Regions from separate parts of the Mus musculus genome. Here region 1 is linked to region 2. A link is a contact called in ENCODE POLR2A ChIA-PET data. All regions are on one chromosome and are shown on one strand. Each heading gives the region's core, a stretch centred on a gene start or an enhancer-like site at or near the end of the contact. The rest is flanking DNA. Distances are from core to core; before and after follow the strand shown. Region 1 holds the start of Fth1 (ferritin heavy polypeptide 1). Region 2 holds the start of Incenp (inner centromere protein).

The links. ChIA-PET counts read pairs that join two places held with the same protein, here RNA polymerase II (POLR2A).
Region 1: POLR2A ChIA-PET joins it to region 2 with 67 read pairs in Patski. The contact joins the promoter of Fth1 here to the promoter of Incenp in region 2. POLR2A ChIA-PET finds 5 or more read pairs at or near these places in 4 of 5 experiments (Patski and embryonic stem cell).

Annotation. Positions count from the first base shown.
Region 1 is chr19:9,981,215-9,987,632 of GRCm38, forward strand. Fth1 (ferritin heavy polypeptide 1) reads left to right here and starts at 1,432. Exons shown (of 4, transcript NM_010239.2): 1 at 1,432-1,769; 2 at 2,967-3,113; 3 at 3,346-3,471; 4 at 3,567-3,897. The coding sequence starts at 1,656. The coding sequence ends at 3,728. Best1 (bestrophin 1) reads right to left here. Exons shown (of 12, transcript NM_011913.2): 10 at 5,437-5,780; 11 at 4,983-5,157; 12 at 3,958-4,208. The coding sequence ends at 4,172.
Region 2 is chr19:9,895,786-9,902,297 of GRCm38, forward strand. It overlaps Incenp (inner centromere protein), which reads right to left and starts at 3,704. Exons shown (of 19, transcript NM_001369356.1): 1 at 3,554-3,704. Gm50340 (predicted gene, 50340) reads left to right here and starts at 3,893. Exons shown (of 3, transcript NR_168101.1): 1 at 3,893-4,235; 2 at 5,083-5,292.

The sequences.
Region 1 (6,418 bases), core at 182-2,681, 83 kb after region 2:
CATTCCCATGCCTGCCCATTTGCTATTCCCTCTACTTAGAACTCCTTTCCCCACCTCCCTCCTCCACTTTCCAAAGGGAATTTGTTCATCAACTTTAGCTCAGCATCAGTCTCCTAGGGCCATCGTCCTGAAGTCTGACTCCAGGATATTTATCCAGAAGCATCCTGCAGCTAGATTACCACTGAAATCTTTCCTGAAAAGAACATATATAACGTGTAGTTTTAAAAGACTAAGTACTAGTAATGTATTTCAGTAGACGTACCTTAAAAGGGGGGAAGAGGGTTATAATCCCAGCTCTCTGACGAACCAGCCTGGCTTACACAGAGAGTCCCTGGCCAGTCTGGGTTACTGATCCAGTAACTTTGTCAATCTTGCTTCAAAACAATAACAACAAAATCGAAGTCCAACTTCCAGTTTTGAGAATATGAACAGCATCTGCTGGTTCTCCACCTGTGTTAAAGACTAGACAAGGCTGAGCACAAGTGGATGTGGATGGCAGGGCCTAGCAAGACGCAGTGGCTAATCTCTAGTTCTGCTTGCTATCCAAGAATTCGCACCCATTTTGAAGCTGGGCCACAGCTACAAGATAGACACAGTTGGCTTGTCCCTCTGCAGTTTCCTGCACCTGTCACCTGCCATTCTGCAAGCATCAACTTCACTCCAAGGACAAACCCAAAGGTTACTGAGAAAGATAAAGGAGACCATTTTGAAACAGACACACGTAGGTCACTTCTTTACTTTTCTAATCCAGAGACGTCTCTTAATTTCAAGCATCACCAGGGGCTTTCTCAGAAACCTAAATGGTTTGGCCCCAGGATTGCCCTATAGACAGACGGCTGTTGTCCTGCTCTAAGGAGAAATGCGCCTTCTTAGCCTTTGTTTTTTCAACTGTTCTCAGAGCCATGTTTGCCTTAGCAAAAAGCCGGGGTTGCTTGAGTCAGAAGAACAGGGTAGACCCTAACCTCCTCGCCAATAGTTCCCCTACTCCTCCTCTGAGCTTCTCTCCACAGATTCTGAAGGAGGGAAAGCCGCTCTTTCCCAGTCCAACTTATATGTCGTTCGCCATTTACAGCGCCACGCTTCCATTTTCCTATTTGTAAGACGAAGTCGCTGTCTGGTGTATGTCACGACTAACAACACGCACTTTGCCTAGAGTTTAGGGATATCCTGTGAGAATTGAAAATCATCCTCATCGGTACCCTCTGTGCCCATCTGGGACCCAGATGCCTCTGCAGTACGGCTAGATCCAACTACGCCCGCCCCGGGCCACAGAAACAGCGCGCTTGTTGCCAGGCACCGCTCTTGCAGAAGCTCAGAGCCCCTTGCGTCGCCTCACACTCACACAGGCTCCTCCCCGCCCGCGCCCTGCGGGTTTGGGCAACACGCCCACAGGAAGAGGCGGGGCGGCGCGGCCCGCTGCGCTGATTGGCCAGCGCTCGCCTGACGCAGGATCCCGCTATAAGTGCGGCCCGCTGTCCCCTCCTGCGCCAGACGTTCTCGCCCAGAGTCGCCGCGGTTTCCTGCTTCAACAGTGCTTGAACGGAACCCGGTGCTCGACCCCTCCGACCCCCGCCGGCCGCTTCGAGCCTGAGCCCTTTGCAACTTCGTCGTTCCGCCGCTCCAGCGTCGCCACCGCGCCTCGCCCCGCCGCCACCATGACCACCGCGTCTCCCTCGCAAGTGCGCCAGAACTACCACCAGGACGCGGAGGCTGCCATCAACCGCCAGATCAACCTGGAGTTGTATGCCTCCTACGTCTATCTGTCTATGGTGAGTGCGGCCTCCTCAGGGCCACTTGGGGAGCCGGCGGAGGGTGGGTCGGGGCGTGGCCTGCTGCGGGCTTCCCCGCCTTCCAGCGCCCTTCTGGAAAATGGAGTTTGTTCGGGGTTCTTTCCTAAGGCAGGCAGCCCTGCCGTGGCAAGTCTGAGCACATAGCACCTTGTGGCTCCTGCATAGATCAGGCATGTCATTACACCACTTTTTTTTGAAGCCTTAGGGCAGTACGACTGTCAGCCTGGCCAATCAACCCTGCAGTTAGGTGCATTTTCTGCACGCTCGTCCCCTCCGATCACGTGGCCTACAAGCTTCTCTGTTTGGTTATGCATCCTGCTCCAGTTCCTCCTGGAGTATGGCGGGTCTGCTTGGTCATGGTGTCGAGTGGCAGCCTTGGGGCCTGGTGTAAAGAGGCTTATCTCTTGTGAGCTTACTCTTGTCCCCTTCAAAGCAGCCGCCTCCACCTCTCTGCTTATCACAGAGCCTCACTTGCATTGAAACTTATCGCTAGGAATCTCCCCTTCTGTAGTTATCAGTGTCACCCCGACCTTGCATTTACAAGGCATCATGTTACTGTATTTTTCTTATTTTGCATGAGTGTGGCTTACTAACAAGTGGTAGGTACATACTTGTTGGGAAAAGCCTGCTATCAATTGCTGGACAAGGAAGTTTTCCATGTAATAGTTTCTGAAAAACAGGTTTGGGGAAGGCCTGGACTTTGAAACAGGTCCAACTTCTGTGGCTGTCATTCCTGGAATATGAATACACTGAGTGCTTAAAACTGAAAATCAAAGCTTCTCCTAATATATTTGTGCTAAAATGCAATGCCCTCAATTGTTAACAGGGCATGATGCATTAATTTTATAAATCAGTGGTTGTTTGTAGAGCTGGAAGCCTTGTGACCTTGTGTTAGCTACTTTTTACATGATTGGTGAAGGAGGAGAAAAATGGCCTCCCAATGCAGGATACTCTAGCACCCTACCTCTTAGACAAGTAGATTTGGGCTTGGCTTAAATTTTTTTCTCTGCACTAATACCGAGCCGTAGAACACTTGATAAAGCCAAGTCCCAAGGTTTGCCTTCCCATCCTTACTGAACTTTTAAAAGGCCGAGTAGGATGGCTCACAGCCTTTGCATACAGCCATTGCGGTGCCTTGCAGTGGAGATCAGTAACATGTACCCTTTCCACTTTCAGTCTTGTTATTTTGACCGAGATGATGTGGCTCTGAAGAACTTTGCCAAATACTTTCTCCACCAATCTCATGAGGAGAGGGAGCATGCCGAGAAACTGATGAAGCTGCAGAACCAGCGAGGTGGCCGAATCTTCCTGCAGGATATAAAGGTAAGTAGATCCTAGGGGTGCCCTAAATGAGCGGTTAGACTTTATTCAGGAAATGATGGTGCACTGAGGCTTCTGTCCTTGTGTTGTTGGCAAATGGCAGTTGTCGAGCATCCTGCGGTGAAAGCTTAGAGGAAATTGAGGGCAATCCTTTGCCCAGAGCATGATGGCTCAGTGTGAGGTGTTTCCTGGCTTGGGTTGATTGGTAGATGACTTGACCCGATGTTTCATTCAGAAACCAGACCGTGATGACTGGGAGAGCGGGCTGAATGCAATGGAGTGTGCACTGCACTTGGAAAAGAGTGTGAATCAGTCACTACTGGAACTGCACAAACTGGCTACTGACAAGAATGATCCCCACGTGAGTATCGGAAACGTGGGATGAGTGGAGGAGATGATTTGCCGCAGGACTTGGGAGAGCTGACCAGTAACTTTGTCCCATGTTCTCTTTCCTAGTTATGTGACTTCATTGAGACGTATTATCTGAGTGAACAGGTGAAATCCATTAAAGAACTGGGTGACCACGTGACCAACTTACGCAAGATGGGTGCCCCTGAAGCTGGCATGGCAGAATATCTCTTTGACAAGCACACCCTGGGACACGGTGATGAGAGCTAAGCTGACTTCCCCAAAGCCACGTGACTTTACTGGTCACTGAGGCAGTGCATGCATGTCAGGCTGCCTTCATCTTTTCTATAAGTTGCACCAAAACATCTGCTTAAGTTCTTTAATTTGTACCATTTCTTCAAATAAAGAATTTTGGTACCCAGCTTCTTTTCTTTGTGATTGAGGATAAGCATTCCAGCTTCCAGTTGCTTCACCGCCAGTTATACTAATCACACTGAAACACCTAAAAGAATATTCACGTTTATTAAACTCCTTAGTTTGGGAAAGATCGTAAAATACAGGTGTTTTCAGGCAGGACTATTAAGTACTCTTGGTTCTGAGTTACATGCTAGACTGTCGTGGGAACACACTCCTGGGTGTCGCTGCTTGTGTGCCTTTGACTGGGTCAGTGCCCTGCTGGGCATCCTTGCAAGTCAGGGCCAGGCTGTGAGGCATCACTCATAGAGAACAGGTTTGGTGCCAGCTTCATCCCTGTGGGAGAGTATTCATAGCATGAGTTGACTGAGGACAAAGGTGGAAGCAGGTTTAAAACACACTGGGATGGTCTGTAAATGTTAATGTCTAGTACTAGAAGCAAGCTGGAAATTGTTGCCCTTCCACTTACGAAAAAGATGTTCTGGACACAGATGAAACTGGGAATATGGAAGTGGGAAGTTAACACTCAGGATGTGTGATCAAGGTGAGAGGTGTGGAATGTTTGTTAATTGGGCAAAGGTGTCCCAAGAAATGTAAAAGAGAAATGACATTAGGCTTGTGGGTTATGCTTTTTGGAAGTATTAAGCAAGGCCTCAGACCCAAGAAGGTATCCCAGAAGACCGTGGCCAATGCCTGAAGTGAGGTGGGAAGAGCTCAGGTAAAGACAAGTGTTCATTTGCCATCTAACAAATAGTGAGGCTGGCCCTTGAGCTACACTAGCTAGAGTCTCAGTTCTGTCTCAAGGCTACCTGCAAGAGGCTAGCCAACCATCCCTGCAAGAACCACCTCATTACTTCCCAAGAGACATCATTTCAGCATTCTGTTAGTATTGCACTTGCTAGAAGTTTGTTGCTCATATCAAGCCCTTAGGTGGAGTGAACAAAAGGCCTCTATCACAGGGTTCTTTCCTAGGTAGTTGGCATTAACCCTCAGCTAGTGTAGGAACACAAGTTTCCCCCACAGGTCAGTAGTAATGAACTGGGGATTTGTTGGGTAGACTCAGAACTGAAATGGCAGGCACAGGGAATGCAGCTCTTTGGGTGGACAGACCTGTAGGGATAGGACTCTGCATGCTCCTTCATTAGAGCCTGTATATTGGTTGACATCTGGTCCAAACGGCGCTGTTGAAGATGTTCTGTGGGGCTCTCTGGAATGTTCAAGTTAAACTCCACAGTTTTCTTTTTCATGTGACAGATTTCTTGGTAATCTGTGGAAGGCCCATCACCTAGGAACAATTTAACAGTGTTCTTGGTAGGGCTGTAGAGATGTGCCAACAGTCAAAGAGTACTTCCTGCTCTTCCAGAGGGCTTGAGTTTGATTTCCAGCACCCACATCAGGCAGCTCACAAGTGTTTATAACTACAGGGTACCAGTATATGCAGCATATACTCACAAAGTCACACATACATAAAAAAAATAATAATAAAAATAAGCCTTGAAAACAAAGTGTTCTTCTTGGTCTCAGAAGTCATGGGTGTTAGGCTTTTGTGTTTAAGTGTCCATACCTGTGTCTGAACTGGAGGGTGCTGACTGCTCAGTAGGGTGGCTGCTGGGTGCCTGTGGGCCACAATGGGAGCCTCTCCTCTTAAACCTTGGAACACATTTCAAGAAGTCCAGACCCTTAAATTTCCAGACATCTTTCTGGTTTTTCTGGTTGGCATCCTTACACTGGCCTTCGAGGAGGGGGTTCTTAGAACACAATAGTTTGGTCTTTAAGTCTTTCAAGGGAAGATGGTAGTTTTTGGGTTGCAGTCCTAAGAAGCAGCCTATGGTGCTGCTATAGCCACTCTCTTTCTTATCCGTGTCAGCCTCCTCTTTTGACCAAAGCTCTAAGTCTTCTTTCTTTAGGCTGGAAGGAAAAGAGATGTGTAAGATTGAGTAAGTGGACAAAGAAAAGAAGGAAGCAAATGTCTGCCCAGGACCAAGGCTTTACCTCTTCTGATGGATCCTACACTTCCCAGGGAGTCCATCAAGGCCCAATTTACCTTAGATTCTCGCTCACTGATAACATTCAACTTTCCAGTCTAGGATTACAGAGTTGGTGTTCGTAGGTGTGTGATGCACCTGTGTATGCCTGTGTGAAGGCCAGAGGACAATCTCCATTTGTGTCCTCAGAAAGTCATCCACTTTCTTTGGGACAGGCAGGGTCTCCTACTGGCCTGAAGCTCACAAATTAGGCTAGATTATCTGGCCGGCCATCTCCAGGCAACTCTCTGAGTCTGCTTTAGCACTGCGGTTACAAGTGTATGGTGTCAAATGACACCATCTGTTCTGGAGGGCAAGCTCAGGCACTCCTGCTTTAACCCACACTAAATCCCTGAATCCACAGTCTAATCTTTATCAGGCAACCTTCCTGAACATCTCCCTCCGGGCAATGGGAATTTCTACTCCTGGTGAAGCCTGTTCGGATAAGGCCGAGCAGGAACAAAGAACTTATGTTACCCACTGGGGAGTAACATACACTAAAAGGCCTTTGGCTTCCTGGCA
Region 2 (6,512 bases), core at 2,454-4,953:
TTCATATGACCATGCACTACCTCCCTGAATCAAGGAGAAACACCATGCCGTCATCCTCTCTCTCTTTACCCAAGTACAGACCCGTTTACCTTCTTGTGGGCTCTCCTCCCACTCCTCATAGATGGGAACTAAGACATAGCCATCCTGTGTTGACCCCAGACACTAGGTCATCAAGACACCAAGTCCAACTGCCTCTTTAAGATGACAGTGGATGACGAGCAGGACAACTCAGCAGATTTACGGCACTTGCCACCACACCTAATCACCGGAGTTCAATCTGAGACCCACATGGTAGGGAAGAAATGACTCCTTCAAGTTGTCCTCAGACCTCTACACAACCCATGCCACACTACCCATTTGTATAACACTTTCCTCCCAGAATGAACCATTTCATCTACAGGGAAGCTCCTTAAACAGGAAAGTCAACAACTCAAAAAAGCTTCAGGAAGTCCCTGAAGTTCACTAGGCCCCTCCCAGCCAGAGTCAGCAAATAAAAACTGAGAGTCCGGGGTGGGGCGGAAAAAAAAAAAAAAAAAAAAACTGAGAGTCCCTCGCAGACAAGCAGAGCTGAGCTGCAAAGACGACTCTCAAGCCCAGTTGCAAAGAAGATTCTCAAACAAGCTGAGCTGCAAGAAGCAGAAACCAACCAAGCTTTTGGACGAGGTTTAGACTGACTATGTCAATGTCACTTAGAAAGGACACTCTAGCCTGTTAAAGCTAGCTGCAGGCTGTGCATTATGCTGCAAGTTTCCCAGTTTTTATGAGCTGTTACCAATGCTGGGGTGGGCCTTAGTGATGCAGCTGTCTTTGAGTCAGTTCTGCTCCTACAAGTTAGTTCTGCTCCTGAAACTTAATGCCCTTATACACGTAGCCTCTAGGGTCTTCCCTGACGTTCTTCAGCCTGATTTGTGGGGCATACTACCTTTGCCCTTCATCCTGTAACCCCTCACTGATACTACTGTAAGTAACAAAAAACATTTCACTGGTTCACAAAGTTGGACTTTGGTGGTGGGTATCCATACTTTGGTCTACTGTGGGTTCCTATCTAGGGGTAAACGGAGTGTGTGTTGCATCTCCCCAGGTAAAGCTTTGTCACACAACATGTTCATATATATATATATATACACACACACACACTATACAAGTAAACAAGTAAATAGACACTAGAGCTGAGCATAGTTCGTTCTATGGTCCCAAACATTTGAGAAATTCAGGAGGATCATTTCAAGGTTATGCCTAGCTACATAGCAAGTTTAAGGCCAACCTAGACTACATGAGACCCTGTCTTTAATTTGGGGGCGGGGGGGGGGGAGTCAGTAGATGGAAATGTGCTATACATTCCACAGGAATGCATAAGAAATGAGGGGTCCAGAACCATGTTCTCCAAAGAGACCTCTGAAACCCTCCCTAAAGCCAAAATGTCCTATGAATGGATGAGGGAGAGCGAAGTGAGTGCGCATGCAATGTGCTGCTTTCAGGAAGACCTGGCTGTCAATACCAGGCAAAAGACAATGCAGTGCCAGTTTACCCACTGCCTTAAAAAGCTGGGAGCTTGGATATCTGCCGTACGACCTGACTATATAATCCTAACAAAGGTCCTACACTAAGTGGGAGGATTCTGATACTGTCATATCAGGGCCCCCGATAAGCAGTACCCCAAGTGGTAAACACATGAAAGATCAAGAGTGGGTGGCAGCTATGAGCACTAATATATCGGATCCCACCTTATATAAGGACAGGAAGTTCCCACCATGACTTACACTTTCAAAAGCAAGAAGCATGCATACACACTTCAGCCTCTCAGCTACAGAAAAAGGTCAGGGAAGAAAGGGCTATATTACTGATCCTCTTGGAACATAATGCCATCATATACTGTGGCCTCTAGGTTCTTCCTTGAAGTTCTTCAGCCTGATGTATGAGGCACACTACCCTTTTGCCCTTCAAACAAGTTCTGGCCTCTAGGAACTCTGTCTCCTGTTTTGTACAGCTTCTTCACTTAGCTTTCAGCTCCTTAAGGAGGATCAGACCTCCAATCCAAGCCAAGATCTCACACACAGATTCCAGCTATGTGCACAGCAAATGAGTGATTGTTTATGTTTGCCTACTGCTGGCCTCTACCCACTAACCTGCTCTCTGAGGGTAAGCCTTGTGCCTTCCTCAGCAACAAAAGAGTCTGGCACTTGTGGAATGAATTCATTCATCCATCAACTAATCCTAAAGGTTGTCTCACCATCACACACTGGGACACTCAGTGAGCAACTCAGTAGGCACATGTTAGAACAGGCCAAAACACACCCTGACCTAACGGCCAAAGGCAGCACTAACTGGGGCAAAACCGAATGGATAGGGGCACTGAGCCTTTAGGAAAAAGCATTAACTGTGCAGCCAGCTACTCATCAGCATGGCCTCTCCACTGAGTCTCCCTATCCCCCTGCACCAGAAAACAGCCCTAGCCAAGTCCAAGGCCTCATCAGTTCAAGGCCAGCAAAGAGAAGAGAAAACTGCACAAGGACTCCAAAGACTTGCAGAGGAGCTATAAGAAAGTAACAAATGGGAAATTTTACAAAATGTCTGCTCATGCTACAATCGGAGTGAGCGCTTCTTTCACCAAGTCCAATACCACACTTCTTCTTCCATGGGGAAATGTGCTTTCTAGCAAGCCCTCGCTGAAAAGTTAGAAAAGGTGACTCTGAGGAAAGGAGGAGGTGTAACAAGAATCAGACTCCTGGGTAACTTCACCTTCAGTCCACGAAATAAACAAACCCTACCATGGGAGAAGGAAGGTCACTTCCTCTCCACAAATACTATTTCTGTGCCATTCAGCAGATTAGCAATTGCCATCTCCTCTGGGGGTGCAGGAAATGAACTAAGCATTTCTCCCCACACACACCCCTCCAAGCAGGAAGATCGATCGCTAAAACTGCTCTTCCACTCAAGAGTCCTACTCCATGCCAAGAAACCTCTCAATTCCTTTTTGCCACATACTCCAAGATACCCATGCACATACAAATCTAGGTCAAAGTCACCAAGAAAATCGGAGGGCGGAGCCTGGATTTAAAATGTTTTTTAACCACTAGCCACAGGCCTCCAGGACAATAGTTTCAAGCTCAGAATGACACAATCCCAACGCTTGGCAGCAGGAAGCTGGAGGGAACTGCGCCGCTGACAAGAGCCTACGCTTGCGGGGATGACAAAATAAGTAGCAGGGCGGTCTCCGGAGCTGGGTCAGTTTTTAAATGCTGCTCAGCTGGGACGAAGCTGAGCAGCCGTTGCCATAAAAAGACTCAAGTCCGGGTTTACAGAGCAGCCCAGGCTCTGCACAGGTGTTAGGCCCGGCGTGCGGGGAAGAGGACTGACCATTCTCGGATCCCAGGACTCAAGTGCAGGGCCTCGAAGTTCATCTCCAAGCCTAGAACCATTGGAAGTGATCCCCACACCCATAAGCAACCCATAGGCGAAAGTGACTCCCCTGGCCCATCCTGGGAAGCGAAGAGGCCGGGACCAGTGGCCGAACACCGCGACCCTGCGACTCCCGACGCCCGTTCTCACTCACCCGGCGGCGCCGCGTCTTCCCGGACCACTCCTTTTCCAGTCCGCGGCTTCCGCAGATTAAGCTTCCCGCCACGCCGGACCGGCTGGACTCCCAGTACCGCGAGCTCGCCGCAGGCGAGGACCTACCGGGCGAAGAGCGCGGGCGAATCTACGATTTTCAAAATTGTGGCTCAACCAATTCCCCTTAAGTTTGTCTGGGCGGTTACAAAACTCCAAACCAATCACGTAACAGGACGCACGAGTCCGCTTATCTGCTGGCTGTTAGTGCTGTCAATCTGTGGGACTAGGAGGCGGGGAGAAGAACGTTGACGCTTTTAACACGCCCCAACTTCCGGAAGCTGCGGCAATCTACCCGGCGAGGAAGTGGTTGCGACGAATTACAAGTCCCTGCGTGCACTGCGAAGGCAGGCTTGGTTGGGGAGGATGCCTATTTATCTTCGAGCCAGCCGCTTGGTTCGTTTCAAGTCCGGAATGCTTCTGCGTTCGGAATGACAGCTCTGCTACTTTGCAGTAGTAAAAAGAAACACATTGCAAATCTCACAGAGCCTTCCCTCCAAGAGCAGTCAGGCATATAGTTACAGAATGTTTCCTTAGACCTCCGATTGTCACCCGGAAGTGTTTGCTAAGTACCCTCCAGATTGGACGCCACATACAACGGAGAATTTTTCTGGCCACATATAAAGGTAAAGTCTTGAGTTGAAGGTGTGTCACCACCACCTGTAAAATAAAACACCTCCACCTTCTTTATAGAATCATTCTCAGTAGCCAAGAGGTGGGCGAAACTACAAATGTCCCTGGACAGATTAAACAGAGGGGTTTTATTTATTTTTAAATTGTTTTTCCTTTTATTGAAAATAGATTTCTTTACTCACATACTATATCCTGATACAGTTCCCCTCCCTCTGCTCCTCCCAGTTCTAACCTCCCCTTCCATCTGTATCCACTCCCTTTCAAAACAGACTTCTAAGGGATAATAATAAACTAAGATGTAAAACATAAGATAATACAAAACCTATCATATCTGAATTGGATGAAACAAAGAAAAAAAGCCCCAAGAGAAGGCACAAAGACCAGAGACCCACTTGTTCGAACACTCGGGAATTCCATAAAAGCACTGGAAGCCATAACATATATGCAAGAACCTGATGCAGAGCTGTGCAAACTCTGTCTGGCTGTGAGTCTCTGTATTTGTTCCTATCTGCTTCAGGAGGAAGCTTCTCTGATGATGGCTGAGCAAGGCAATGATCTGAGTGTAGCAGAATGTCAATCACTAGGAGTCATTTTATTGCTATGTTCCTTTAGTAGAACAGTAGTATTTAGTTTAACCCTAGGTCCCTGAGCTATCTTGTCTCAGATTGTTGTTCACCCAAGCAGGATTCGATCTTGTGGAGTGGGCCTTAGGTCAAATCAGATATTGGTTGGTTACTGCCACAGGTTTGTGCCACTATTGCCCCAACATACCTTGCAGGCAGACACCATTGTAGGGTTTTGTTGATCCCACCTGTAATGGTTTGTATATTCTTGGTCTAGGGAGTGGCGCCATTTGGAGGTGTGACCTAGTTGGAGTAGGTGTGTCACTGTGGGTGTGGACTTAACACTCTCACCCTTGGTGCCTGGAAGTCAATCTTCCACTAGCAGCCTTTGGATGAAGACATAGAAGGCTCAGCTCTGCCTGTGCCATGCCTGCCTGGATGCTGCTGTGCTCTCACCTTGATGATAATGGACTGAACCACTGAACCTGTAAGCCAGCCCCAATTAAATGTTGCTTTTTATAAGACTTGCCTTGCTCATGGTGTCTGTTCACAGCAATAAAACCCTAACTAAGACACCACCAAAAGAGAGTAAAGACCATTACCCAAATTCTGTAATTGAATTAAGCAAGCTTTATTTTCTATCATACAGGACTGTCTCCCTAAAGTAGGGTTTGAAAGAACAGCATCAAATACAAGAGAAGGTGGGATTTATATAGCTGCAAGACTAGGAAGGTTTCAAGGGTTGGGGGATTTTCAGAGGATCTTATCATGGAGTGGAGGTCAGGGTATATAGGGTGTGGAATATGTCAAATTCCAAAAAATGGGTCAAGACATAGTCAAGCCCAATTTTTACAGAAATCAGGAATGAACTTAGTTTGGGGGCAGGAGAGGGCAGTCTCTGACACAGTTTCTCTGTGAATCCTTGGCTGTCCTAGAAGTTACTCTGTAGACCAGGCTGGCCTTGAACTCAGAGATCTACCTGCCTTTGCCTCCCAAGTGCTGGGATTAAAGGCATTCAACACCAGTTAAGTGGCTTCTAATCTTAAAACGAAGTCAGGCTGGTCCATCAGTTTATGGCTGGATTTGTGTTTATGTTTCTTTTGGTAGCATACAAAGTACGTTCCTGAACCAAAGATGCTAGAATATACTAGTGAAGGCTCTATTTAGGCATCAGCTCAACTTCTTCATGTTCAACGAGGCTTGTAAGTGTTATCAGCAATGGGGCCTTGCCATTGGTTAATGGAGAGCAACCTGTAGTCTTGGCAACGACCCAAGTTGTCTAGGAATTCCTTTGAGGTCCCTTTGACCAACAATCCAATTAGATGTAACCCAATTCCAGTACTGGAAGCTTCATTTGGTGACAAGAAATAGCCAGTTAGGGTTCTGTCTTCCCCGCTATTTGACAGTTTCATTTAGATTGCCTCCATATATGTACGTATTTTAGGAAGTTTTTACTGTATAAGGTTTCCATACTACTTCTCAAATGGTCCTTAATTTTAGCTGTCTCTCCCTATATCCCTATATCCCCTCCCGTATCTCCCTCTACCCTCTCCTCTCCACTTGACCCTCCAGTTCCAGACCCCCATCCATCCATAGCTATCTATTCTATTTCCCTTACCTGAAGAAATCTCTATCCCACCTAGTCCCATTCCTATGTATGGATGAGGAGAAGGGTTTTATTATTGATATAAGGAAGAATTTAACCAG